Linked DNA regions of Homo sapiens: region 1 is linked to region 2. Evidence: chromatin contacts called from ENCODE Hi-C or POLR2A ChIA-PET data. All regions are on one chromosome and are shown on one strand. The core of a region is the stretch at or near the end of the contact, and the rest is flanking DNA. Distances in the headings are between cores, read along the strand shown. Region 1 overlaps SNX10 (sorting nexin 10). Region 2 holds the start of NFE2L3 (NFE2 like bZIP transcription factor 3).

What was found. A loop is a pair of places that touch in the nucleus more often than their neighbours do. ChIA-PET counts read pairs that join two places held with the same protein, here RNA polymerase II (POLR2A). Pooled maps may share reads with other maps.
Region 1: a loop to region 2 is called in a pooled map, with 4 times the contacts of the local background. The contact joins the enhancer-like site here to the promoter of NFE2L3 in region 2. A Hi-C loop is called at or near these places in 1 of 168 maps with a recorded cell type or tissue (PC-9), 6 of 37 single-sample maps with no recorded cell type and 5 of 50 pooled maps. POLR2A ChIA-PET finds 5 or more read pairs at or near these places in 5 of 52 experiments (B cell, CD4-positive, alpha-beta memory T cell, HepG2 and 2 more).

Annotation. Positions count from the first base shown.
Region 1 is chr7:26,334,710-26,337,409 of GRCh38, forward strand. All of the region lies in intron 1 of SNX10 (sorting nexin 10), which reads left to right. Among named protein-coding and RNA genes, the nearest start is that of SNX10, 44 kb to the left of the region's middle. RefSeq lists an enhancer at 724-1,239. Within about 2 kb of position 1,387, at least 3 of the 41 ENCODE cell types and tissues checked have a DNase peak (open chromatin) inside an H3K27ac peak, as active enhancers do; they include B cell, where a contact is called at or near this core.
Region 2 is chr7:26,150,895-26,153,594 of GRCh38, forward strand. NFE2L3 (NFE2 like bZIP transcription factor 3) reads left to right here and starts at 1,304. Exons shown (of 4, transcript NM_004289.7): 1 at 1,304-2,174. The coding sequence starts at 1,605. RefSeq lists silencers at 1,093-1,472, 1,493-1,562, 1,573-1,642, 1,753-2,002, 2,013-2,082 and enhancers at 1,264-2,058, 2,059-2,700, 2,203-2,392.

The DNA.
Region 1 (2,700 bases), core at 137-2,636, 180 kb after region 2:
CTATAAACTTTAAAAAAAGATGTGCTGTCATATCCTCTTTTTTTCTTTTGTGATGAATGGTGGAAAAACTTAAATGCAATTTTATTTGTGTTTCTAACTTTAACTGAATATCAGAGTTCTGCTGTTTTTCCATCTTGGTTTGCCTTTTCTAGTTCTAATCTGGGACTGAGGGAGACAATTTGGGCCTGGTTTGCAGATGGTTCTGCTTGCTCTGCAGGCCCTCCCCAAAAGCGTACGGCTGCCTGCCTTCAGCCCAGCTTTCATGTTTTGGTGCAGCTCTAATTTCTTTTTCTTTTTGTTTGAGTTCCTTTGATTGCCCAAACTGGGGTCACCTTCAAGCCACCTTGAGTAAAGGGATGCTTATGTTAAGGACACTGTGCACAGGGAACCTCAGAGATGCTGGACACGGAAGCCACTGGGAAAGTGGCCCCAGGCAGGCCTGCACACTTCAGCAACCGAAGCTGGCTCCTGTGATTCAGCTTGTCTGGTGGCCAATTTCTGTGGCCTTTAGTGTCTTTTATCTACATCATGGCTCATATATACTTGTGTTATACGGGTATAACACAAGAACCTCTGGTCCCTCAGAACCCCAGCTGTGATGTCATTATCTCTCCAGTTTCTCTTTCATCACTTTCCAGCCTCCATTCTTAAAGAACCACCAAATGTAGTAATATTTCCTAGGTTCAAGTACGAGGAGGGAGCCATTGCCCAGCCCTTTCTTCTTTTTGTGCCAGGCTGTGCCCTAGGTACCCTCTAGCCTGTGGACTGACTTCTTTCGAGTCAGACATCCATCCCTGATCCTCCCTACTGTGTCTGGGGAGGGTCATGACAGCCAGCCGCCTGTAGATCTGCCCTAGGAGCAGGACCTTGGTAGGCTCTTCCCCAGCAGATCTGGGAGGGCCCTGGCACCACCACAGATGTGTCCAGTGCAGAGCCAAGGGCATAGGTAGTATTGAGAGCAGATACGGGAAAACTTGGCACAGAACTAAACATTGAATTTAAAATAACCTCGCAGATGGAATATTCTTTTTTTTTTTTTTTTTTTTTTTTTTGAGACGGAGTCTCGTTCTGTCGCCCAGGCGGGAGTGCTGTGGCGCGATCTCCGCTCACTGCAAGCTCCGCCTTCCGGGTTCACGCCATTCTCCTGCCTCAGCCTCCCGAGTAGCTGGGACTACAGGCGCCCGCCACTGCGCCCGGCTAATTTTTTGTATTTTTAGTAGAGACGGGGTTTCACCGTGGTCTCGATCTCCTGACCTCGTGATCCGCCCGCCTCGGCCTCCCAAAGTGCTGGGATTACAGGCGTGAGCCACCGCGCCCGGCCTGGAATATTCTTAAGAGATGAAAGTAAGGAGTCAGTGATTTTTTTTATTTAAATAGAAAAATAGCTGAACATTGTGGGAGGAAGTGAAACACAGAGTGAAATTAACTTGACTGCTGTTTGTTTTTTGTGGGGAGGGAATAATAAAAGTAACTGAGCACATTAGGTTTTACTTTCTTTTAAAAAACATGTTTTGTTCTTAAACTTTAACAAATGCACTGTAATCTTTTGGCGAAATACAGAAAAAAAGGAAGTAAAAATCAGTCATAATCCTACCACTTAGAAATGACTACTGTTAATTCTTAATTTTATTGTGCATAAGCTCCAGTTCTTAAGTAAATATGTAAAAAAAAAAAAAAGTGCTTTTAAAAAATCACTTAATAATACTGTTTGAGGCCGGGCATAGTGGCTCACGCCTGTAATCCCTACACTTTGAGAGGCTGAAGTGAGTGGATGACTTGAGGTCAGGAGTTCAAGACCAGCCTGGCCAACATGGTGAAACCCCGTCTCTACTAAAAATACAAAAAAATTAGCCGGGCTTGGTGTGCACACCTGTAGTCCCACCTACCGGGGAGGCTGAGGCACGAAAATCCCTTGAACCCAGGAGGCGGAGGTTGCAGTGAGCTGAGATTGTGCCACCGCACTCCAGCCTGGGTGACAGAGCGAGACTGTCTCAAAAAATAACAACAAAAAATCAACAATACTGTTTGAACAGCCCCGATCATTTAATATTCTTTTATAACAATTTATAATGGCTATGAGGTAGTCTGTCATGCAGATGGAACATAATTCATTTTTTTTCTACTCCGCTTATGGACGTTTAGGTTTCCATTTTCTTTGATTGTTTCTTAAAAACACTGCATTTTGAACATTCTTTCCTGTACAAATATTTTGCACATGTAGCACTGATATTTTTTTAGATTGAGTTCCCAGAGGTCAAATTATCGAGTTAAAGAATATAAACAATTTATATTGTTGCTTTTGAAATATATGGCCAAATTATCTTTCAGAAATATTGAAATAGCTCACATTCCTACCAACAGTATTTAGTTCCCATTTCTCATGATCCTTGCCAGCAGTGGATATTATTACAGAAATTTCTAATTTTAAAGAAAAAAATATGGTACTTGTTTTTATTTGCACTTCTGTTAATAGCAAGATGAAACATTTAAGTAGATTATTGACCTTCTTTCAAAAACTTTATTTTTAATTGTGGTAAGAAACACATGAAATTTGCAATCTTACCCATTTTTATTATTTTTTTCACATGGTCTACACCATACTAGTGTATAGACCTTACCACTTTTTAAATGTACACTTCAGTAGCGTTAAGTGTATTCACATTGTTGTACAATAGATCTCTAGATCTTTTTCATTCACAG
Region 2 (2,700 bases), core at 54-2,553:
CATTCTTTTCTCTTCTTACTACACTAGCCCAGGAGAGAGATGAGAAAGCCAGGTGGAGGGAGGGGCCTTTTAAAACAAGTCTTGCTCAACTTTTTACACAACTGCCCATTCTCAGTTGGGCATCCCCTCCTGTCCCCTTTTCTTCCAAGGAAGGGAGCTAAGGTTAGTAAAACCTACCCTTGCAAGGCCCAGTGCTGGGTACTGTGCATGGACAAAGGTGAACCAAACAGGTTCCTTGTCCTCAAGAATTTACAATGGGCAAATCAGACCGATTCTCATCTACAACACAGAGTTGAATGGGCCAACTGTTACAATGTTGGCAAACGGAGAAATCACGGTGCAACAGATGGGGGAGAGATTAATGCCAACTGGTGAAAATTCAGAGGATGTAGCTTTGGAGCTAAGCCTTGAGGGTGAGTAACACAAACAATGGGTAGCAGGGAGCACTTCCTACCCATGCAGTGCTGTGGTCGGTGGTTTACATGCATTATCTCATTTGGGGCTCACAAAAGGTCTGCTGGGGAGGTGCTATTATTAGTCTCATTTTACAGTGAGAAAACTGAGGCACAGAGAAAAGGAGAGATTTGTCCAAGGTCGCCCCTCAAGTGGAGGGGGGACTTGAACTCACTCAGGGTAACTGTAGAGCTGGTGCTGTCAACCCTCAAGGAAACAACGGATAAGGAGCAAAGGATACCGAGAGGAGGTCTAGCACTATGCAGAGCACGCCCAGAGAAGAGAGAGGGGTCTGTGAGGCTGGGACTGGGGTGTGCGGAGTGGTGGGATGACTGATCCCAATGGCAACGGTGGAATTTATATGTGAAACTCCGAACTTTACACGAAATATTTCATCTGACCTCAACACATCCCTGTTTGACAGGCTCTATGATCCCCATTTTACAGATAGCGGAACTGAGACAGAGAGGTTACTCTTGCCCACTCTGCCCGCCAAGTGTCCTCACGTTGGGGTGGAAGCCCGTTGCAAGCTGCCAGGCCCCTCGTAGCTGCCCAGTCACTCTCCGCCCAGTCTACACATCCTGTCCCTTCCCACCCAGCTACCCACCACCTAGCCCTCCACCCCAACTCCCGCCCTTGGCTTTCAGCAAGGATGGCCCAGCTCACGGCCACAGGGTGGCAAGGGGCCACTTGGTGCCCAGAACAACTTCTGCTCCCAGAAAGCCTTGCGTTCCCCGGACATAAAGAGGCTTTGAGCTCGGGGAGCCCCGCCCCGTGCGGCCCCTCCCACGGGCGCGGGCCCCGGGCGGCAGGGGGCGTGTTCCTGTCGGCTGCGCCCGCGGCCGGGGGCGGAGCTTGGCCACCGCGCCGGGCTGCGGGCGGCTGGGCGAACGGGCTCGGCGCTCAGGTGGCTCCTTCTTCGCTTCTCCCGATCCCCGGCGGTGCCAGGCACGGTGCCGGCTGCCGAGGGAACGCCTTTGTGCCCGGTGCTGGGAACCCGCGACGGCCGCCACGCGCCCCGGTCCATTGTTTCGCTTATCTGGGTTCCAGGCAGGTGCGGGCGGCGCGCGGGGTCCGCACGTGTCACCCCGGCGGCTGGGGCGCCGGGACCCGCGGGCGCCGGCAGGGGCGTTCCCGGGCGCGCGGCGGCGATGAAGCACCTGAAGCGGTGGTGGTCGGCCGGCGGCGGCCTCCTGCACCTCACCCTCCTGCTGAGCTTGGCGGGGCTCCGCGTAGACCTAGATCTTTACCTGCTGCTGCCGCCGCCCACCCTGCTGCAGGACGAGCTGCTGTTCCTGGGCGGCCCGGCCAGCTCCGCCTACGCGCTCAGCCCCTTCTCGGCCTCGGGAGGGTGGGGGCGCGCGGGCCACTTGCACCCCAAGGGCCGGGAGCTGGACCCTGCCGCGCCGCCCGAGGGCCAGCTGCTCCGGGAGGTGCGCGCGCTCGGGGTCCCCTTCGTCCCTCGCACCAGCGTGGATGCATGGCTGGTGCACAGCGTGGCTGCCGGGAGCGCGGACGAGGCCCACGGGCTGCTCGGCGCCGCCGCCGCCTCGTCCACCGGAGGAGCCGGCGCCAGCGTGGACGGCGGCAGCCAGGCTGTGCAGGGGGGCGGCGGGGACCCCCGAGCGGCTCGGAGTGGCCCCTTGGACGCCGGGGAAGAGGAGAAGGCACCCGCGGAACCGACGGCTCAGGTGCCGGACGCTGGCGGATGTGCGAGCGAGGTAGGTGCAGAGCGGGAAGCGAGCGAAGTGCGGCGTCTACGCCGCCGGGAGCCCCCGAGGCTTGTGTCGGATCTGAGCAGGGGCCACTCTCGCTGTGTCCTGGCACCCTTAGCCCCTGGTCTTTGCAGGTTCGCAGATGCTGCTGCTCTGATTCCGAATGAAGGGCTACTAGTGCTGTCGCTGTGGTTTTTAGGTGTTTAAGGAAGAAGTGGACGAAATCATCCGTTTGGTTATAGAGAATACCTTTCCTTGTGTGTGATGGCTGGCAAGAGTAGTTCGGGGATGGGGAGGGGAGAAGCAATGCCCACTGTCTTCGCTCAGTACCTCATGTACACTGGGGTGTCGTTCTCTGGGACCCGTGCCCGACCTGGACGATGTGAAGGAGGCCGTGACCTCTGGGAGGATGCATGTTTTTAAGAACGACTCTCCCGGCCTAACGCAAGGACCTTCGCCCTGTTTTCAGCCCAATTGCTGTTCGTTTTTGCTGCTTCCCTGGATTAAGGAGCCATGGTCAGGGTCTATTCAG